5 separate regions of the Mus musculus genome follow, and all the other regions are linked to region 4. The links are chromatin loops, found by intact Hi-C in ENCODE. Cell type or tissue: left cerebral cortex. All regions are shown on one strand. Each heading gives the region's core, and the rest is flanking DNA. Links, peaks and the distances in the headings are about the cores only.

What was found. Hi-C counts contacts between places; a loop is a spot of excess contacts. Peaks named below come from ENCODE experiments on the same cell type or tissue, not always from the same donor. Only the 100,000 strongest peaks of a DNase experiment are listed, where the experiment ranks them.
Region 1: it touches region 4 in a loop (2.9-fold over the local background); 6 of 42 quality-filtered maps call a loop at or near these places.
Region 2: it touches region 4 in a loop (2.4-fold over the local background); 2 of 42 quality-filtered maps call a loop at or near these places.
Region 3: it touches region 4 in a loop (7-fold over the local background); 6 of 42 quality-filtered maps call a loop at or near these places.
Region 5: a loop joins it to region 4, with 2.7 times the contacts of the local background. A loop is called at or near these places in 6 of 42 quality-filtered maps.

What each region holds. Positions count from the first base shown.
Region 1 is chrX:166,337,144-166,341,632 of GRCm38, reverse strand. It overlaps a transcript of Gpm6b not described here. Among named protein-coding and RNA genes, the nearest start is that of Gpm6b, 5.2 kb to the left of the region's middle. In left cerebral cortex, for the core only: no CTCF peak of the experiment used is centred there; DNase peaks (open chromatin) are centred at 1,576, 2,347, 2,648 and 3,040; H3K27ac peaks cover 1,269 bases.
Region 2 is chrX:166,313,856-166,318,344 of GRCm38, reverse strand. It overlaps a transcript of Gpm6b not described here. Among named protein-coding and RNA genes, the nearest start is that of Gpm6b, 28 kb to the left of the region's middle. In left cerebral cortex, for the core only: no CTCF peak of the experiment used is centred there; DNase peaks (open chromatin) are centred at 900, 1,427, 2,059 and 2,846; H3K27ac peaks cover 2,329 bases.
Region 3 is chrX:166,168,468-166,172,956 of GRCm38, reverse strand. Gemin8 (gem nuclear organelle associated protein 8) reads right to left here and starts at 2,503. Exons shown (of 4, transcript NM_146238.4): 1 at 2,407-2,503. In left cerebral cortex, for the core only: a CTCF peak has its summit at 2,703; DNase peaks (open chromatin) are centred at 615, 1,493, 2,084 and 2,576; H3K4me3 peaks cover 1,642 bases; H3K27ac peaks cover 1,823 bases.
Region 4 is chrX:166,236,706-166,241,194 of GRCm38, reverse strand. It overlaps a transcript of Gpm6b not described here. Among named protein-coding and RNA genes, the nearest start is that of Gemin8, 68 kb to the right of the region's middle. In left cerebral cortex, for the core only: a CTCF peak has its summit at 1,837; DNase peaks (open chromatin) are centred at 1,859, 2,249, 2,910, 4,021 and 3 more places; H3K4me3 peaks cover 2,477 bases; H3K27ac peaks cover 2,241 bases.
Region 5 is chrX:166,350,014-166,354,502 of GRCm38, reverse strand. It overlaps Gpm6b (glycoprotein m6b), which reads right to left. Exons shown (of 8, transcript NM_001177955.1): 2 at 819-938. Among named protein-coding and RNA genes, the nearest start is that of Gpm6b, 7.7 kb to the right of the region's middle. In left cerebral cortex, for the core only: a CTCF peak has its summit at 2,501 (motif pointing right); DNase peaks (open chromatin) are centred at 2,505 and 3,718; H3K4me3 peaks cover 887 bases; H3K27ac peaks cover 1,633 bases.

The DNA.
Region 1 (4,489 bases), core at 225-4,224, 100 kb before region 4:
CAGAATATGATTGCTAAGAATTGGTTTTTATCCATAACTAGACTGTATTAAAACTTTTTAAAAATCAGTTTGGGGAAGCCTTTGTCTTGCAGGATAATTAAATTTCTAATTTTTGTCTTTTTAAGCCAGAAGGATTTTAAAAAGCACGAGGCCAGTCTGTGCTATATAGTGAGTTCTTAGCCAGCCTCAGCTACCAGTGTGATGCCCCACCCCACCCCTGCCCAACATAAACAAATCAAAAGAGGGCTGGTATACCAGTCCAGTGAGTAAGATACTTGCTGTCAACCATGACAATCTGACTTAGATCCCTGGGACCCACATGGTGAGAGAAAACTATCCTCTGACCTCCACATGTATGCTATGGCACATGAGAGCTGACAAACACAAAAGAAGTAACAATGTCATTAAATGATAAATAAAAATAATAGAATTTCTAAGTTTTCATGAAATGTGAGTTTTGAAAAATGCCTGTGGATTCAGTACTTACTATTCTTTTCCTTCCTTGATGGCTTTACTCCATATCTTCTGCATATCTGCTATAGTTTACAAGAAATGACACCTTATATTGAACTGAAAGTGAAGATCAAGTCAGACGATGTTTATGAATACTCTTTAGAAATGGTAGAGCTAAGGGCTGGAGAGATGACTCAGTAGTTAAGAGAAAGAGCCCTGGCTGTTATTCTAGAGGACCTGAGTTTGATTCCCAACACCTACATGGCAGCTCACAATCATTTGTAATTTCAGTTCTAGGGGAGCTGACCCCCTCTTCTGACCTCTGAGGGCACTAGGAATGCATGTGGTATTCAGACATACAGGCAGGCAAAACACCCATATACATAAAATAATGGCGAAATTATTTTTAAATTGTGAAGTTTTGGTTGAAAATGTAGCTCAGTGGCAGAGTGCTTGCCTAGCATACAAGAAACCCTGGGTTCAATTATTAATGCCACAAAAAATGATGAATCTCCATAAGGGTGAGCCATCATCCATAGTCGTTGTCTTTAATGGCAGAGTTTGTTCCCAAGTAGATCCTGGCTAATGCCCACAAATATGATGAGCACAAGAGACTTTTTTCCCCTTTCTTTCCAGCCTCGTCAGCTATTTACTTAGTTCCAGGCAGTAACCTCATTAGAAAATTCAGGAGCTGCCAAAACAGCAATTGTTGAGTTTAGCAACAGCCAGCCTGAGGTGTGCCCAGCTCCTCTGCACCCTGCCTCAAACAAACAAACAAACAAACAAACAAACAAACAAACAAGCAAGCAAACAATTCACAGAACCAAATGTTCAGAGAGTGAGAACAAGTTTGGTAGGCATAAACTAGGGCTTGACATGATAGCAACAGGGGCAACGTGGACTGTTTCCACATTCCCAGCTGAGATATGGGCTCAGCACAGAGGCACTGTGCGATCAAGTAGCATGTTCATTTTCCCAAGCAGGGTGGGCCACACGTATCTCAAAGTCAATGTGAATACTGTGGCTTCCTTCCTCTCTCTCTCTTGTATCATGCTTGCACAATGTCAGCATATGCCACACTCAGCATGTGGCCATTCTTCACTGGCCAGGACATGTGGGTGTTTGAGAATGTTCCTGGCCTCCACTCACTAGACACATGAGGGAGGAAACTCATTCCCAGCTGAGAACCATTGCCTTCAGTCTAGTTTTCTACGGTTGCTAGAACTTTCTCTTGTTAGCCAATGGCTCTAGAGCCTGGCTGTACCCTGGAGTCAGCTGGAAAGGTTTTACTATATGTCCTATGCCCTGATATTGTGAATGGGTAGTGACCAGCTTGTGTGGTGTGAAAACTTTAAAATATGTACACCCCCCACCCCCAGTTTGTTTGAACACATAACATGCCATGTAGGCAGCTGGAACACAATTGGCTACTTTTAGAAGGGTACAAAGAGAGGAATTTGATGGACCTATAGGAAAGTATAGTTGGGGGAATAATGTCCAACAGGAAAAGTTGGAGGATCTATACCCAGCAGAAAAGACCAACTGATCATCAAGACAAGAGATGGGGGAGGCAGTGCTGACGCCCATGGGGAGCATAAAATCAGGGGACAGACTGGTTTCCTAGGGCCACTGTAATAAAGGAGCATAAACTTGACAGTTTTAAATCACAGAAATTAGTCTCTCACAGTTCTGGAAGCTAAAAATCCAAAGCCAAGGTGAGGAAAGGGCTGCAGTTTCTCTGACAGGATCATGAGGCAGGTTCATTTTTGCCTCTACCAGCTTCCAGCAGTCATTAGTAGTCCTTGATGTTTAGTCCTTGGCTTGGTTCTGTGCTCCAGCCTCCACCCATGTCACCATATGGTGTTCTCTCTGTGTGTCTCATAAGGACACCGATAGATCAAGTTGGACTCAGGCCTACGCTAGTCAACCAAGGCCTCACCCCCACTTCCTTATATCTACAAAGACTACTTCCAAGTAATGGCACCTTCACAGGTACTAGAAGTTAAGATTTTACTATATTGGCACCTGAGAGGCAATATATGACTCAACTCCCACCAGGTGAGGGAGACTGAGAAAGACAATCACATTTGGAAGCCATGTGAGCTATGCTTGTAAAATTGCTCAGTCTAGGCAGAATTTGGAACTGAAGAATTGGGTGCTAGCAGCACGGAGGAACAAATTTGAGCGGGGGTGGGTGTGATGCCAGAGCAGAAGGCGCAAAGGAGAACACCATGCACGTACCACCTAAGCTCAGGGGGCCTTGGTAGAAGTACTCTCAAAGGAGGCCGAGAATATTGGAGAAGATCCAGGTCAGGGGCTTGTCACAGAGGAGAGAATTTTGAGAAGCGGGGGACGTGACACAGTGAAAGCAGTTAGGCAGGGAGGATATAGCAAAGACCACTAAAACAGAAAATTCCAACTTCCTTGCCAGTGTCATCACAGAGACTAGAATGGAAACCACCAGTTTTTAGAAGGACCACCGGAGGACTGGGAAAGTGAGGAAGAGGAGGAAAGGATGGGCCGAATACTGCAGAAATGTAGCGAGATAAGGCGAGGGAATGATGTAGCAGATAAAGGAGAAAATCACAGCCAAGAGCAAGTCTGCCAAATGTTGGATCCTGCAAAGGCATCTGGGATGGAAAGAGATTAAGATGTAAGTGGAGGTGGATGAGTGGCAAGGAATCAAGAGGCCAGGAGAGTAGGCACCAGATACAGAGAGCAAGTTGGGACAGCTCCTGTTACCATTTGGTCTAAGCTCCGCCCCACAGTTACCTGGCAACAGCCAGGTGTGCCTGACTCACTATAAAAGGGGTTGCTTGCCCCCTCTGCTCTCTCTTGCTCTTGACTTCTTGTTCCCTCTCTACCTTCTTGCCCCTTCCCACTTCTCTCCCCATTCCTCTACCCACCCTCCACATGCTCATGTCCTGCCTCTACTTCTCTACTTCTCTTTTCTCTCTCTCTCTCTCTCTCTCTCTCTCTCTCTCTCTCTCTCTCTCTCTCTCTGTCTCTACTACCATCTCAACTCCCTTCCCCATGCCCTAAATAACCTAAATAAACACTGTTCTATACTATACTGTCCTGTGGCTGGTCCCCCTTCCCCCATACCTGACTACACATCCACCAAAACATTCTTCTCTTTATCTTTGTATAAAATACAACAGCTCCCTTAACATGGAAGTGAGGAAAGAGGAACTAGAGGAAAACAGATGTCTATCCAACTCCAAGACAAAAAACACTCAAAAGATATGGTGATGACTGGCAGGTTACAGGTACAGCCTGTCCTGCCTGGAAAGGGGGACATACAACCATTACCTGATGGTATCCATGTTAACAAGCTTAAGAGGCATAACTGGTAGATGACATAGTAAAAGGGTGATGGTCTTGGCCTTATTAAGACAAGAAGCTTGCCCCAAGTCTGAGTTGCTTGAGGATATTAGTAGACTTTAAATTTTTAGAATATCAGAGGCCCCAGGGGGTAGAGGAGAGGGAGGGGAGGGAGAAGGAGGAAAGGAGGAAGGGAGGGAGGGAGAGAGGGAGGGAGGGAGAGAGAGAGAGCTTTTACTATACACTGTTTCACTGGGGAATGGACTCTGGCACAACAGTCACACCTAAAAAATGAAAAAAAAAATTGGGAGTCAGATGATTTGTCTTTTGTTATAGGTTTGTTTGTTTGTTTGTTAAAAATTGAGATGGGGTTTCTTATACCCAAAGCTGCCCTTAAACTTGCTATACAGCCAAGGATAAACTTACACTCCTGATACGGATACTACTTCCACCTCCTGAGTATGGGGATTGTAGGTGTTCAGTACCACACCCAGTTTCCTTAGAACATGGGTTGGTTTTTTTTTTTTTTTGGGGGGGGGCGGTTGTTTGTTTTGGTTTTTGGTTTTTTGAGACAGGGTTTTTCTGTGTATCCCTGGCTGTCCTGGAACTCACTTTGTAGACCAGGCTGGCCTGGAAATTTACCTGCCTCTGCCTCCCAAGTGCTGGGATTAAAGGTATGAGCCACCACACCCTGCGAACATGGGGTTTTGTG
Region 2 (4,489 bases), core at 371-4,370, 77 kb before region 4:
TTCTACCTCCCAAGTACTGGCATTAAAGGTTTGCACCACCACACCTGATGTATGTATACTTCTTATCTCCAGGAATGATAGTTTGATGTCAATACAAATGTCATCTACATTTAAGCATTTTCATCTGTCCCTTGGAATACACCTGTAATGCTAGCACTTGCAAGGTTGAGACAGGAAAATAGCACTGCTATAACGACTACATCATGAGGCCCTGTCTCAGAGAGAAAGAAAAGTTATTTGCATACACAAATCAGATACTAGATTTATTACTTGGTATTTTAAGTTCGATTTGCCTTTGCTTTTTATTGCTTGCTTGCGTTTTTGTTTTGTCTTCTGAGACAAGTCTCACTATATAGCCTCAAACTGACAGGGATTCTGGGTGGGTATCACCATGCTTTGGTGTATATCTTGCTTTTTATTGTTTTATCCCCTACCCCACTGCAGCTGTACCTTTCAAAATCCTAATAACATCCCACAGGGCACACAGAATTCTGGTGTTTTGTTCCTATAGTTTGGGGATGGGGACTGCAAGTGCAAGTTTTATGTGTGTCACATGGTCCGGTCAATATTTATGACTGCTCCAAAGGGATCCTTCCACACCTTGTTCTAGCCCCTCTAGCAGCACACCTGAGGACCTTCTGCCACATTTGTACTAGGAGAAAGAAAGGCTAAAACCTTGTATTCTATACTTGTCCCCAAGACTACCGTATGCCCCAAAATTCCATAGAAGGCCTCACAGGACTCAGTGCCTTGAACATTCAGACAGTGTTTATTACAGCAAAAGCAGAAGGGCACAAAACAGATCCTAAGGGGGAAAGATGGCACAGAGCCTAGGAGAATCTACATGCAGACTTCCTTCTGTTCTTTCCCTCCCAGGAGAGGCTGACACCTGGCACACTCTGCCAAGCAATGAAAGCTTGTCTCCTGTGTAAAATTTCTCCCCAGGAAAGCCCATTTAAGAGGCAGGCTGGAGCCACAGGTATCTGCTGCCTATCCACAGTAAAGAAAGGAACACCAGTGCTCAGCATCAACTATGTCCACACAATTAGGCAACCTGAAGCAGCTTGATGAGGGGGTTAGGAGGAGGATGTCATAGTCCCTAGAGAGTGGCTCATCACCTAAATTCTCTATGTAAAGGAGACAGGCAGTCTCTCTCTCTCTCTCTCTCTCTCTCTCTCTCTCTCTCTCTCTCTCTCACACACACACACACACACACACACACACTTCATTCCCTTTTAGTGATGGCTTCACCATGCCAATTCTTCCCTTCACTGTCTAGCAAGTCTTTTCAGATTAGTCAGCCAGCTAGTTTGAATGCGTACCACCAAAGACAGGAAGTGGATGTGGTTTTGGGCAAACCGTGGCTCCATGGGATTGGCTTTGATTGGCCAGCTGCTTGCCTTGAATCACTTCACACCATTTGAACCGAACCGTAGCTCTCTCCAGGCTGCCGCAGGGAAATGTGCCTGGCATGACAAAACTGTCTCCTAACAAAATTACTATTTATCACGAGCTGCTGCTTGTGGAAAAAAAAATGACCCCATTCTTTCATTCTTCTGCACTACAAAGGGCCAAAAGGGAACAGGGCTGATACTGGCTTCAGGGATTTTCATCAAAGACTGTACCAGCTCAGTGAGAAAGCAGGCTACAGAATAGATGGCATTTGGTTTGGAAGTAGGGGCTTAAATACACAAATTCCTTAATAGGCGTTTTTCTTCTCTGGGGCAAGTATTTTTCTAGGGATTCTGTATTGGTACAGCTATTTTGAATGCATAGTTCTCCCAAATCATCAAGGCTTAATAGACGACACGGAAAGAAAATGCTAGGGTTACAGGCAAACACAACAAATGCTTGCTGGGTTTTATTTGTGCTGGGGATTCAAACTTAGATACTCATGCTTGCCCAGGGTCTCTCACCCAGGGAGCCATTTTCCCAACCGCTCATACCTGACTTGGAATGCCACTAATGAGCCTGCTCAGTTTTGACTTTTCTAGAAATGGAACTCTATGGAATATTCTCTTGAGATATTTTTCTGCCTTGATGCCCATTCTAGTAGCTTACTCACTCTCGGGGCTGCATAGACATCTGTGACAGGAATAAACCATGGCTTATTTAGCCAGAGTACTTCAAAAGGCATCTGGGTTGTTTTGTTATTTGCTGTTAGGAGGAAGAGCTCAATACATTCATTTTCGAAAATGCTAGCAAGAATTTTCAAAGTAGCTAAATGGCAGGCGCACGATCAAATACACAAATTCTTGGTATTCAACTTGATGAGTTTGGCATCCAACCCATCAGTATAAACCATGTGACCGAAGCTAAGAGCAGGCCACTTTTCAGGGGACAATTTCTATTTTAAATTACTCCACAGCCAGGAGCAGCCCCTGAGTCTTTGTGCATACAGCACAGCTTCCAACTGAGGTGGTACACTGCAGAGGACTAAGCCCCATTTTTTAGGCCATCCTTTGGCAGTGCTTGGTAACGTCCTGGGGGTCATTCTTGGCTTTGGTTTCAAAGTCTATCAAATGAGAGGATGCAACAAGGCGGACACCAGGGTCCTTCACAGTTCCTGTCTGTCAAAGAAACCTGCAGGCAGTGTTTCCTTCCTATGCCAGACTCCTTCTTGTGGGGATCTCTAGTTGGCTCCCTAAAAAGAAAAAGCAGCTAATCACTGTTTTCCTACTAGTTACCTGTCCAGTTTCTTCCATATCCCCATTATTCATCCTTCAGCCATCTCTACTTATAGTTGAATAATTGCAGCTTTTGTTCCCTTTCCCCAAACTGGCTCTCCCCCAAGTTTCTGTGACTTCTCTGGAAACATCTTCTAATTCTCTACATGCTTCTAGAAAGGAGCCCCGGTGAAATCTAATATTTTAGTCAAGTTGCTCAAAGGTAATTAAAGAGAGAGAAGCCAGCCAAAGATGAGATCATCCAGAGCCTCCCTATTTAAAGTCTGGGAGGGGGCAGCAGCAGCCAGCCTGGCAGCAACAGCAGACCACTTTGCATCCTGCTCCTTCACCATTCCCCTTCCCTGAAATCCTACTCATCAACAACATCCCCAGATGAGCCCAGTGTATGAATGCAAGGATCTTCACATCTTAGGAAGATACACATTGCCAGTTTCCTTCAGCCGCTCCTCCTTCCTAAGGACTCTTGTGACAGTTCATCCAGCTAGATGCTTAATCACATTCCAGCAGTCTCTTTTACCCTGTCAGATAGGAAAGTCACAGGTTCTGAGGTGAAGGACCAAGGAAGGCATCTACAGGAGTCATGCATTATTCTGCCTTGCATAGCGAGGCAAAATAAGCTAGATCAAGGTAATTATTAGCTAACATCTCTTTTGTTTGTTTATTGTTTTTGAGAAAAGATCTCACTATGTAGCCCTGGCTGTCCTAAAATTCACTCTGTAAACCAGGCTGGCCTCAAAATCAAAGATCTGATTGACTTTGCCTCACAAGTGCTGACTAAAGGTATGAGTCACCATGTCTAGCCAAAAGTCTTAATTTATGATTTTCTTGATTTGTTAATACGAAAACTTCATGAAGTATTACCACATTGGAACATGGAAGTTACATCTAGTTCCTGCGCCATGGATATCCATATCTGGCTCTAGAATAAACTAACTTATCTTGCTTATGGTGAGAACTGTATTTTAGCAATGACACTATCACCCAATATAGTGCCTTTTTTCTAACCTTTGAGGAAAGGCTTAAATTTATTTTATAAAGCTGATCCGATAATTGCATGTCATCTACAATGAAAACTGTCTAAACTCATTATTTCAGCAAGCATTTCTTGAGTACCTACTGGACAGTAGTAGAGTCCAAGGACACTGAGAGATTCATAATGCCAGCCTCTTCTGGAATCTGTGCCTTAATGAGACAGACAGTGCACAGATAAGGTGTTTATTCTCTTCTATGCGTGCGTATGTAAATGTATACACTGCAAGTACACAGTATGGGCAATAGCATAAGAAATAGTTCATGAATCGGGGCTCAGGACATAGCTTAGTTGGTATAATGTTTTCGTAACATGCAGGGGGCCATAGGTTCAATTCCCAGGACCACATAAGGCAATAATTGTAGTCCATGTCTATAATCCCAGCACTGGATGGTAGAGACAAGAGGATCAGAAAATTCTAGCACATATTCAACTACATAGCTACTTTGAGGCCAGCCTGGGCTACATAAGATCCTGTCTCAAAGAATGATAACTCAAACAAACTAATAATCAATGGAAACAAAGCATAATGAACAAAAACTCCTGAAAAGCTGTGTCTGCAGAAAGTGAGTAATTAGGACTATAGTACTTTGGAGAGACTAGGATGTTATGGGTCCAGAGGTTATTGCCTTATCTTTGGTTAGTTCCTGTCCTCCAACACAGCCATTCCTTGCCCACGTCTGTGCTGGAATTAACATCTTGAGACTAATAGACAGAAACCTATTAGCATAGCAGAATACTAGCCTCCACCAATAAGAATGCCATCAGATAG
Region 3 (4,489 bases), core at 220-4,219, 68 kb after region 4:
GATTTTTTTTTCCTATGGCTTTGTATGGTCCCTACTTAGTCATGTAGACATCAAAGATGGCATGAGTCCAAATGGCCTACTTCCACCAGAGAACGAGTCCAAGCTCCACTTTTAAAACAAGAACATTGGTTTATTGTGTGCATGTGTCAGGTTTGGTGACAAGTGCCTTTACCCACTGGGCTACCTTGCCAGCTCCCCAAACTCCATCTTCAGCTGGACACAGGGCCTGCTTACAAGCATATAGCAGCCGACTGTGTTTCCATCTCTAACAGCCACCTTCAGAGCTGAAGATGGAGGGAGACAAGTAAGTATTATTTAACCCCGTTCACTTTCTCAAGCCGAGGCTCCAGTTTATGCTTGCCTGGGTGTTGCATTAAGTGCTGTTCCAAGGCAGGCATGGGGCGGGGTGGGAGGAGACTGAAAGGGTATAGTTAACAATTCTTGCCACCTCCCCTGCCCAAATCACATACCACTCATGGAAAGGCACTGTTTAATTTATCAGCAAGGGTGATAAAGATTTGTGAATGGTTTACTTTGCAATCCTGCAGAATCCTTTATGTGGCTAGTGTCGATCAGAAATCAACTAGAAGCCCAAGAAAGAGCAAGATACTCTGACTCAGAAACACCACAGGTAACGGGGAGAACTGAAAAAAACCAGGACAACAGAGGATGACGACAGTGATAATCTGGTTCAAAAGAAGAAACAGATGGTGTTCGTCTCATTTCAGGCATGTGTTTCATACAGCATATCTGAGTGTGACCATAAAAAAGTCAGGGCCAAACACAGCACACACTCAATTGCTGGCACAGCAGCAAAAATCTTGAGTAATTTGGGTAGTTAAGACCACTTTTATCTTTCCAGTGAATTATTTTAAATTACTTTCTATAAACATATTTCTGATAATTCTATGCTAAATTCTTTTCTGCATACTGTACTTGCTCCGGGCACTTATTTGGAGGGATAGATGCTATACTTTATTCCTTTTAGAGGTCCCATTTTTCTTCCACCAGAGAAAATAACAGGTATAATCTCCTGCCTTTGGGGGCTACTGGAATTGTTGAGATTGTCTGTTATATCCTGATAATATTCTCTCCTACCCGTGCTCCCCCAAATTATTAAGGGGCAGTAACTAAAAACAACAATCAGTAAGAAGTTCCAAATGTCTAAATATATTAATATATTTCCAGTTCATCTGGCCTTAAATGTTACAGTCTGCATCTGATTGTCCAAGTGCTTTATGAGTGGATTTCCCAACATAAAGAAGTAATTCTGAGAGTTCTATAGTGTGCTTGAGAACTCTTATCTAACCTCTAGCTATGTTTAATTTCCTGCCATCCTTCTTATCTTAACTTCTCCTTAAACGCTGGACTTGAAGAAACACCAATAAGCCTCTGCCATCTGTAAAACAGTTTCACGATGGAAACGCCTGCCTCTCTGCAACTTGGGTTGATTTTTCCCCCCAGCCCAGCAGTCAACAGAAGGGATCATACACTTTACTGTGAACTTGCACGTGTTAGATTTACCCAAAGCATATACACATGGTTTCTCTTTCCACTGCCATCCCAAAGACACTGTTATCTTGACGAATCATGCTAGCATAAATTGTACTTTCAAACAGTATCACAATCTCACAATTCATAGAGGCTTTGTGTCTGTAACTTTTAGTCTTAAGATTTTGAGTAATGTTCTGGCTTTTAGTTAAAAAACAACAACAAAACAAAAACCAACAAACAACCCCCCCCAAGCAAATAAAAACCCCAACAACAGTGGAGTCCAGAGCCTAATTTGTGCAACGAGTTTGTAACAATCATTTCAGAAAAAAAAAGGGAAAATGGTTCAGAACTCTGGCTACCCACAGCAACTGTCAAATGTTCTTAAGATAACATCAACTAAGAATTCTGACCTACAGAACTCAAAAGTTGCAAGGGGGGCGGGGGAGAAACTCAGGTTTTTGTTGTTTTGTTTTTGTAAATGAGCCAGTAGCTTAGACATCTCTGCAGAAACGTGTCCTGACAGACTTCCTGCAACATTGTGATCCACAGCACGTTTGAATTACACTGTGAGTTAAAACAAAACAAAACAAACAAAAACCCCAAACCTTCCCATGCTTGAGCCTCACTTCTCAAGATCTGAACTGGAATAGTCTGAGGTGGGGGCCTGGGAACAGAATTCTCAGCAGGCACCCAAGGATTAGGAAGCACATAGGGCTTGAGAGCATAAATTAGAACTAGTTTTAACAGTCTGTCAGGGGTTGGGACTCTCACGGGTCTAGGCAACCTCCTCGTGCTGCCGGGTGATGGTAATTAAAGCCACAGCATGAGCGCCAAGCCAGTACTCCAAGCTTCAGGAGTCCGCCACGCTATTCCCTTACTCCCCAAAAGCAACCCATCAGCCCCCGAAGTCACCTCGTGGGCACGCAGCTGGCAGATCTCGGGCGGTGGGCAACAACGGACCTAGCTCTGGTGGTGGGGAGGAGGAAGGGGCGGGAGAAGTGGGGGAGTGACACAAGGAGAGCGGGAGGCTCGGGTTGCCTGGGCAACAAGGAGCTCGCTTCCGGTACGGGGCTTGAAAGACGGAAGTCCCGCCTTATCCGTGACGTAACGTCGTGTCAGTGGCTACACAGAGTCAAGGGCGGCACAGGAAGCGAATTCGTTTGTTTGGGCGGTCCCGGCAGCTAGCTATTGGGCACTAGGGGATCAGAACTGAATTGCACCCTCAGCTTTCGGTTATTATTATTATTATTTCTTCTTTAGCTTTTACTTTCTTTTCACTTTCTTAACTAAAATGGAAGGTGAGAAATTGTTTTGAAAATACAGATTCACTCAGATCTGTGTCAGCTTGACATTTATGAACCTTAATTTGTACCTAGTGTTTCTGTCATTATAATCGTCAGCAGTACATGCCCTTCTAGAGTTGCACAAGAGTCCTTAGTAACCAAAGATGAACTACTAGAAGGCCAAGTGGGCTTATTTGGCAAAATGTGCCATATTTTGCAGGAATTTATTACTAGGAAAACCAGATTTGGACCAGATGCATGGTTATTCCAAAAAGTGAAAATAGGAAACAATTTAAATGCCAAAGGCTAAGATAATTAGGCAATGTCAGTAGTGGGACATTATTACCTTATCATTCCTGTAATATTGGTGAATCAAAGTAGTATAAAAGAATATTTAGCAAACATATACCAGATGTCTACTATATGCTAAGTATCTGCAGTGTCTTGTAGCTTCAAGGCACACGTGATTTTGAGGTACTTAAATGTGAGAATTTTCGATGTGCTTAACTAAATTCCACAGTACATTTTAAAGAGTTAATATTGAAAAAAAAATACGTGAACTGTCTAGTTGTTGTTGACACTGTCTCACTTTCAGCTGGGTCGAAGGTCATCATCTTGCCCTGGCTGGTTTGAATTCCCAGAGATCCACCGGTCTCTTGACTGTTGGGATTACAGGCACGCGTATCAACAAGCCTGCCTTAACTAACTCACATTTTAAGCAATCTTAACCTGGCAGTGGTGTAGCTTCATTGATAGAATGTTTGTCCAGCATGAATGATGCGCTGGATCATTCCTTTATAACATCTCACATCTGGGCATATTGGCGCATCTGTAATCCTAGAATTCTGGGCATGGAAGCAAGGTTGTTGTGGCTACACAGTGAATCTGAGGTCAACCTGGGATGCATGAAGCTGTTTGAGGAAAAAAAAAATCCTTGCCTTAGGGAAGGAGAATTTACCTTAAATGAAGAGTAAAATGAATTCCATGTACATATTTTAATATTTATGTACATATTTTAATAATATGTACATATTTATTAATCTGTTCAATAGAACATGAAATTATATATGTGGCATAAATTATAATTCTAAAGGAGAGTAATATTTTACTTAGTGAATATACACTGGTAAACACAGTTTTTTTACTTCACAAAATTGACAATTGGTTGGGTAGAGATCATAGACAGTCAATGCAAGTGTAATTATGTTTTTCATTTGTTTGTTTAGAAAGAGTCTCATGTAGCCCGTGCAGAACTCCTATTTCCCAGGTGCGAGAATATTCATTACCATACCTGACATATTGTAGTAAATTTATATGATGAATATATTGCAGAAAGGGACAACACACACACACACACACACACACACACACACACACACACACAGGCAGTTAACTTTAGGCAAGAAACGAGAAAGGGCTGTGTGTGTTTGTAGGACTGTGACTATCTTCTGGGAAGCAGGCAAGTCATTTGGAGCCTGTGGGAAGAAGAGCAGGAAAGAAAAGAGAGTGATATGAGAAAGCGGTCACATACTTGCAGAAAAGGCAGAACATGATGGGCTTATAGAAAATGTATTTCAAATGGAGCAGTTCTGGAAATACCAAGTGTCTGCATGCACATACACAGAGTCTGTGTGTATGTTATATTGCTAGCTAGAATATTACTAGTGCTTTGGCTCCTCTTGTGCAGATCCAGATAAGCCATTCAGAGTGGT
Region 4 (4,489 bases), core at 138-4,137:
ACAAGGGTACATTCAATAATTAACAACATCTGCAAAAACAAAGCCAGTTCATGACCCTGTAGTATATTTAGTGGAAACATAAAGGAAGTCAGTATGTCTCCTTTCTGGCATGAAGGGAACTTACTTTTTCACGGAAACTACAAAACTAAAACCAAGGCTGCTGCCAGAGCCAATGAAGTATGCACAAATTAACATAAATTGGCAACTGCAGTGTAGAACCAGCAATTGTCCAAGACACAGTACTTCCGTGAGAGCAGGCTTTTGGCTTGGATATTTGTTTCCACGCCCACTTCAAAACAAAGCCCACCCTCCAGTCAAGAGGAGAGCAGCTCCGAACAGGACCTCGCAGAAGGTGCTAGTGTGCTGGTAGATTCTAGGCTCAAAGTCTACATCGAAATGTCAATGTCTGGATTCAAACACCAGAGATAATTTCCTCTCGGCAACATTTGTGCTTTCCTCAATCCAGCAGTTCTGTGAAACTGCAGTTATCTTCCACAGCAATAGTTGCTAAAGCAGCCACAAGCGGCCCTACAATCCTCATGGTGCAAACCTTTAATCCCAGCACTCGGGAGGCAGAGGCAGGCGGATTTCTGAGTTCGAGGCCAGCCTGGTCTACAAAGTGAGTTCCAGGACAGCCAGGGCTACACAGAGAGACCCTGTCTCGAAAAACCAAAAGATAAAATAAAAATAAAAAATAAAAAATAAAAGAACCTCATTTCAAAGGAAGTCTGAGTCGATGGCTGTAAGAACCAGAGTTGCGTGCCACTTGGCTCTGCTCTTTCTAGAAGAATCTTATCCCAGCTTTCCTCAAACTTTTTGGGATGCACTTTTCTCTATTTTGATCCTAGTAAAAATTTAAAATTGTTTAAATATAAAGTTATTCTAGGTTTTCTTAAATGGATGTCCTTACCATCTTCCCCAAAATTTAATCAGAAGTAAAAGAAATCACACCCCGCCCCCACTTAGAGGAGGGACTGTAGTGGCAAGTGCTGAGGGCTTGCTTATGACACCTAAGCTTCCCTGGCTGTTAATCTTCAGTGGGTAAGCCCACTGCTTTTCACATTAGAAATGTTTCCGGGGGACTGGGCGGGAGAGGGGGGGTACTTCTCAGTCCTCGTGGCGCTGTGGCTGGAGCTGTCAGTAGAGAAGGATAATGAAATAGAGAGAAACCCCTTTCTCAGACACAGCTCTGAGAGCAGCCGCACAAGGCTCATTTCCAAGGCACTCTTCGAGTTTTCCTCCCCATGGTGTGGGTTTAGGGACATGTTGCTGATGGCAGCATTTCGGGGTGTTAGACGGGATTCTCCCGCCGCTTAACACCCACCTCCAGCCAGGTGAAAGATTTTCACTTCCCTGAGCATAGTCTTTCACTGTTGAGTTTCCCCAATTCCCCAAGTGGAACCCACTTCTCACCGGCTCCATCCGCTCCCATTTAGGCAGTTGGAACAGGGGACAAAGAGAGACTCGCGGTGTGTCCCATCCTGTCCCCTCCCATCCCTTCCCACTTGACTGGTTTCAAAGACCTGGGTTCCGAGAAAGGAGCGTTCTTGGAAGATCCTGGCTTTAGAGGGTGCGGATATGTTTCCTTGGGCTTCAGGAGAACTAGAGGACTGCAGGGAGACACAGGACTGGACTCGAGGTTGAGAGGTCCGGTGACAGAGAGATTGTCCCAGGAAATGGGCAAGAAGCCGCTCTCTACCAACCCCTTGAAATAAAGCAGGAGCCCGCAGTCCGGGACGCGCTGCCCGACCCCGCTTGCTACCCTTCGTCGCGCTTAGCACGCGCCACGGTGCAGTGTAGGTGCAGCTGGAGTGGAGACGTCCCTGAGGTCGGAGCAGGGAGGTGCACTTGGGCGTAGCGGACACCTGCGCCGTGCCCCTCCCACCTCCAACCTCCGCTCCCCTCCCGCAACGGTCTGGACTGGGTCACCCAGGTAGCTCAGGTAGCGCCACCTGAGCTGGGGGTAGGGCGGGGCGCGCCCCTGTGCGAGACGGGGACGCGAGGCCGTGGCCGTGGTGGTGGCCGTGGTGGTGGCGTGGGGCCAGCGCGATCGCTTACCCATGGTTGGAGACTGACGGGAGGGGTGCGGGCTCCGGGCGATTGGGCTCCCCGGGGACGCAGGATAGCCGGTGGCACAAGTTTGCAGGTCTGGCGGGCACGTGCGCGGGGCCGGGCTCTGGGCTGGCTGCGCTGGGCAGAGCTGGGCTGGCCGCTTGGCTCTTCGCTCCTGGCCGGGGTGGGAGCTCCGCGCAGCTCCGCCTGCACTGGGGGCCGGCCGTGCCGAGAGGGGCCCTGACGTCAGCGCCGGGGGCTTTGTGCGCCCGGAGCGAGGGCCAGGCTGGGGCAGTGGCCTTGGCCGTGGCCGCGCTGTTGCAAGCCTATAGCTTTCACTGAGACCCTGGAGTGAGGGGCTTGGAAACTGGAGAAAGGGAGGGGGTGCAAAAAGAGGAAAGGGGCGTTCTAGTATTTGGGGGGCGTGAATCTACATTCAAGAAGAAAACTAGTACGGTCAGTGAGGCCGGTGCTTAAGGTCTTACTCACCACCCATTGTACAGATAAAGAAACTGAGGAGTGGGTCATTGCTCCAAAGATTGGGCAGCTCTGCCTCAGTCTACACTTCTGAATTCTTTTGTAGAGCTAGAAAGCTGCAGGTGGTGACTTAAACAATTGGGCTTCAATTCTAGTGTTATTTTAAAATCACCTATTTCATCAGGGCGTCTGTGGGTGGGTTCCAGGATAGGGCTCCCACATCTCTCCAGATGATTCACCCTGTTGGTATAAGACCTCACACAGACCACCAACTGGAGTTAGCTGTGGATAAGAAGTGACTTAGAAGAGCTCAGGTGACACCCTCCAGTCCTGGGTGGAATCAGATCTGGAGGTGTCCATAGTTAGCTAACCAGCTCTCTAGATCCTTGGAAGCCCACCCGTGTAAGCTCTTGGAGACCACAGATTTGTGTCAGCCAAAGGAGGCTCCTGCTCCTCACGCCTTGCACTTGAGCCTTTAAGCGAATTAATGGTTTAACTGCGTTGGGCATTTAAAATCTTTCGGCTTCTCTAGGAAGAGAAGAACCTTCCTGTCAACAGAGGTCTTAGACAAGCCATAAGACCCTGCCTGGCAGTTCCTGAGGCCGATGCTCACCGGGAATATTTTATGTTGTGTTCCTTTATGGTTTTGGAAATACAGTGTGATACTTGAACAGAGGGTTACGTAAACAGTAACACTAGATAGTGCATTTAAGGGACATTTAAGCCACAAGAGAGAGGCTTTGGGACTGAGAAAGGGAGGAGGAAGCAAACATTTCATCCATTGAAATTTATTGGATTAGGAAAGATTGTATCAAGGCAGAGCCTAATAATATTTTACATAAAAGGACAGAGATTTGTGCTAGGCGGCTCACTGGCTCATTTTCACAATCCCACGGGAACAATCCTTCCTACCCAATCTTCATGCGGTTAATAAAGCAGCAGGGATCTCACAGGTTTCAGTTTTCCTATTACCAGAGAGTAATCCCTTTGCATGAGCCCTGAGTGCATCCTTATGCAGGAATACAACCACAGGTGCCTACCTCAGGCTGCCTGTGAAGAACACACAGCCCAAGATGGTCTGGGTGAAGATGAGAGAGAGGAATGCGTGTCAAGTCCTGGTTTGTGGAGGAGCCCTTTGGTTAGCTCTTATATCTCAGTCGACTCCTAGGAAACAAAAAAAACACCAGAATGGGATTTGGGCATTCCCAATCAGAAGGAGTGTATGTATGGATGGCTTCTGTAAGCTACTTAAGAATCAAGAGCTGGAAAGTTTTGTACACAGAGATGATAGTGACCCTTTCGTCTGCTACCATCGCATATTGGATTTTTTTTTTTAACCACAGAAAAGAAAGAACAGCTGTCCAAATATTGGAGGTAGTTGCGATGGGATGCTATGATTAAAAAGGAAAGTCACATTTTCATAGGAACATTCCCTCATTTTGCAAGTGTTCTGGATTGATTTCACCAAGCCACTGACGTCAAAAGTCTTAAGAAAATCTGGGGAAACCAGAGTGCCGAAGATGGACTAGCCAGCCTGTTTGAATTCCCTTTCTTCAAATAAAACTAATGTTCCCATGTTAAGTAGCCACAGACTTTACAAATTAAAACAAGATGCACTGCAGGTGGGTGAACAAATTGGGCAAGGCTTTCTGGAAAGCTGTTTGGCAGTGTGTGTCAAGAAACTTCAAAATATGCATTGCCCCTGACCTAGTAAGTCCCCTCCTGAGACTCTCACCTCAGTAAATAATGAGAGTTAAAGTCAAAATGAATGCAAAAGGATGTTTATCAGATGGCGAGATAAAATAGCAAATAAAACAACAAAACAAAAACAGGAAAGCAACCATTGCTCAACTCGCAGGAAGTAGCTGAAGAAAAGTCTTTGCTGAGTTTGCTCTGTGCGTCTCAACTGAAATGGGTTTTGTGACCCTGGCCCCCAGCTGTCTCTCCCCATCTCCCTCTC
Region 5 (4,489 bases), core at 255-4,254, 110 kb before region 4:
GTAGTATTTTAAGCTTACTGATGAGTTTATCTGACCCATCATCAGTCCTTTGTATCACATTTTACATGACTTGAGCTACCATCTTACACTGAGCTAAGTGAGAAGAACACTAAGACATATTCCGACTTTGGGGCTAGAGAATGAGGAGAGGCATACTGCTTAGCATCTTTTCCACCTCAAATCCACCAAATGACTCATACATATATTTTGCTCAGACCTAACCCCTTAATGGTCATAGAGACGAGTGTCCTTCCTAAGCAAGGAAAATGGAAACTGAACTCAAAGGACCTACCTGCCCAATGTGTAGCTATCTTATCTTAATTTCACTGGCTTTGCTTTCTTGAAGATATAGATTGATACTAAATGAGAGTGGTACAAAGCTGTACCACTGAAGAGGTATGTAGACATGCTCAATACTTTCATAGGTGAGGCTCCTTGAAATCTCTGACTCAGTTCTGAGCCCTGTAGTGGATATGTACATACCCCTGCCACCATTATTGATTCAGACATCTGAAAATCTGTGGTTAACCCAAGGGCATAGCTTACTGCACACTGTTCCCTTTGATACAAAGAAGTGGGTTGAGGAAAGCGAGGGAAGGTGGGAAGAAGGTGGAGAAAGATGGGGTGGAATGGAAAGGGGGAGGAAAAATGAAAATGATTTAAAAATTATTAAAGGGCTGTTTCCACCCACACCCATGTCAACAAATGAATGCATCAAGAAAAACATAAAATATCACCAAACTGAAAAAATCCATTATAAATCCCAATCAAGATAACAGTCGAGTTGCTTGTGGAATTCACCCCAAGGCTGTATTTACCTGGACTGCTCAAGGGGCCAGCCCTGTCCCCCAGGGTTGGCACAGGACGGTACTGATGGTTCTTTGAGCCTGGGTACATCCAGTGGTACCTGCCAATTTCCATTTCAGCTCTGCTGTTCACTGCCAATTTCAGTGGCAAAGAGTCAGTGTCTTTCTCCAGCAAAGATTCTATAATCAGCATTTCTATTTATTCTCTTACCATACAGTAAAGGAAAACTGGGAGTTAAAAAAATATGCTATCAAAATGCAACTTTTCAGTACCAATCTATCAATTGAACATGAGAAATTTCAGAATCAGTTGGACTTTTGTCTTCCATTTTTGAATTTAAGTTTATACAAATTACCAATATTTTTTTGGTTTCTATTTCTGCATTATCTCATACTCTAAAATGTTCATTTGGGGATGGTACTGTTCATGTTAAAATGTGACTTCTCATAATGTGTTTCTTTGGATTTATTTCCTTTTCAGACAAGCAGAGACCTGTAATTATTGCCAGCTGCATGAGCAACGGTGAGCAGAGTGCCTTACTTTCTGTCACGGTGCCTGGTTTCCATTCTAGAAGTTTGGCAAATTATTCTATGGCCTGTTGAGTTCAGAATGTGACTCCCACTTCCGCATGGACACCTGAAATAATCTTGGTCACTTCATCTTCAAATCAGGATCATTACATGGTCCTGAATATTCTGAATTGAATCCCATTTCAATAATCTTTCTGTCTGTCCTAGAGAAGGAACTGCTTACTCGAATGGCAACAAATAACCTCCCAGGAACTCAGGTCACTATCTGGTAATACATTTCCCACTTCTTAGGTGGTTGGAGAAGCAGTAATACTTCTCAATTTGTCTGGCATAGAATATAGGCTTCTAGTCATTCTTAATGGAATTCTAATCCTGAGGTTCTTAGGAAATTAAAAATGTCACTATGAGCCATCCATGCCTATAAATTCCATAAAATGAAGGAAGCAATGATGTACTCTATGATACTACAGAAACTTAAGTATTAAAAAAGATACCTTTGGCATTGATATGGGTAATCATTCCATCAGAAGATGAGGCTCTAATTTTCCATGTGGCACCTCAATCATTGAAGACCAGATAAATAAGCACATTGTGGAGCTAGTGAATGCCCATTCTTACCAGGTACACCAGGAACCTTAATCCACCTTAGAAATACCCCAGTTCTACTTGCCAATCTCTGAAAGTCCTCAAGATATTTGAGACTGGGACACACTGGGTAGTAGTGTTTTATAGAAGACCCTTTCTGGCTTCAAGGTCAGATAAAAATATCTTATTTCAAAGGAAAAAGAACAGCTAGGTGTGTACGCTACAGGGATAGAGCAACTGTGTAGCATATATAAGACCCTGGGTTAAATTTCTAACACCAAAAAAATTAAGTAAATAAGGGCAAATAAAGGCTCTCGAGTGAAAACAGAAGTGTACCATGAAGCGATTTTTGTTGCTTCTGTTTGGGTTCTCAATAAGGATGCTAACTATAATTTATGGAGTCCTCAGTGCGCTAGCCTTAGTGTTATGCACATGATGCCTGCTGTTTCACTAGCTATAACCACCGTAGGAAATTATCACTCAGTCTTGACGACAGACAGAATTCTATTCGAATTCAAGAAGAGACCTATTACTTGCCCAGCCTGGAGGTGGAGTCTGGCTATGCAGCTGAAAAATCAGCCTCCAGAGGGCACCCTTTCAAAAGCCTAGCATCATCCTCACTGGGGCCTAGAGAAGTACCGCCTTTTCCTCTTTTTTCAAGTTGTTAAGGCCATTGAGAGCTGGTCTAAGGTCCCCGTGGAAGTGATCAGTACTTCTGAGGTTCCTAAAGAAATGATCCTGGTCCTCTGTTAATTCAGGGTTCATAAAATGTAACTCTATTTCCCTTGGAATGAGATGTTTGCCTCCTGGTTTTTGGGCAAAGGTTACATATGGCTATCACCTGTGGGGCCCTAGATTTGGTTCTTGGGACCACTCAAACCAAACCAAACCAAACCAAATAAACAAAAACGTTCATTATATTTAAAAAAAACACACATTCTTTTAGACAAAGGTTACGCTATATTCTCTGCAAGAAAGAAACCCAGGCAGACTGATGCAAAGAACCAAATGGTCAAATCACCTCACAGTATACACTGATCTCCTTTTGGTGAAGCTGACTGTGAGTCCTTCACATTCACCTCTCAAGTAAAAAGATTTTAAGCAGTTGAATATCTTCTGATATGAGTTTTTTCTTTTCTTTCCTTTTTGTGAGTATAGGGAAGGTGTTAGAGATGGAACCTCATGCATACTAGGCAGGTCCTATACCATTGATGTACCTCCACAACCCTCATCTTGTTCTAATAAGCTTATTGCTCTATGTACAGCACATAATAGGTGCTCAATAAGTTGCTGGATCTAGTATTTTATTGAAAGCAAAGGACCACCCTAGGGCCCTATGGACCCCTACCATGCTGCCTTTCCTCTTAGTAAAGTCTGACTGGTACACTGTCACTTCCACACATAATACATTGATGCACATAATATCTATCTATGGTTGCAGTTCAGAAGGTCGATTGCTGTCCTGTCCTCATCTCCTCACATGGATGGGAATGTCTGCAGATATCTGGGCAGCCAGGCACCAGCTACTGATTAAAGAGAATGGAAATGCACGGATTATCCAAGTGTGGTATTTAAAAAAAAATTATCCTCCCTCTCTCTCCCTTCCTGTGTGTGTGTGTGTGTGTGTGTGCCTGAGTGTATGTTTGTGCACCACATGCAAGTTAGAGCCCATAGATATTGGAAGAGGCTACTATGTGGGTACTGAGAACCAAACCCTGGTCTTCTGCAAAAGCAGAAAGTGCTCATAAGCACAGTGCCATCTCTCTGGGCCTGCAACTGTGACACTTTCTCAGAGTAAAATACGGCGGCTATGCATTCACGAAATGCTTCCCAGAATGTGAGAATATGATGAGAGCGGCAGATCTGGGGATGAGATTGGACAACTACACAGTCATTCTCCAGTCCTTTGGGCTAATACTGGAGAGGCCTTTCTCCAACAGTAAATCTTTAGGTATAAAAAAAAAGAGAGAGAGAAAAATGATCAATTCTATGCTGTAATTTTGAGCCAAACTTAAACAGAGACATTAAACACAGAGTTATCTTCAGTGTCTATGACATCAGACTACACACTTTAATCCTGAGGACAGGCTCCAGATACCTAAAAGGAGTTAAACACCTTGCTGATTCTAGGCATGGACAAGAATGAGGAAATGATTACAAAAACAGATGACAACATTCTCTCCCTCTTAGATGACAGAGGAAAAGTAGCTGTGCTGGCTCATAGAGACACATACAACTGTGAGTGGTCATCACCAAAAAGGGGCATGACCTAAATCATGGGAAATTGTAAGGAAAAAGGAAAACAATGCCTTGGCCTCCTTCCACATCCCCCATTCCTTTGATAATATGATGTGGGTACAAGTGACTACTAGGCTGGAAAGCTCTTCAACATTTAATAATTATCACTCGGAACAACCAAGTAATAACTATGGCTGGCAAAAAAAGACCACATTTACTGAACAAGGTCTTTCAAAACTGTGTTTGTCATAGTCTGTTTGTATCCATTAGCTAAAATGTGAAGGGAAAGACTTAAGGTTCCAACAGAGTACAGGACAGCCCTGCAGACC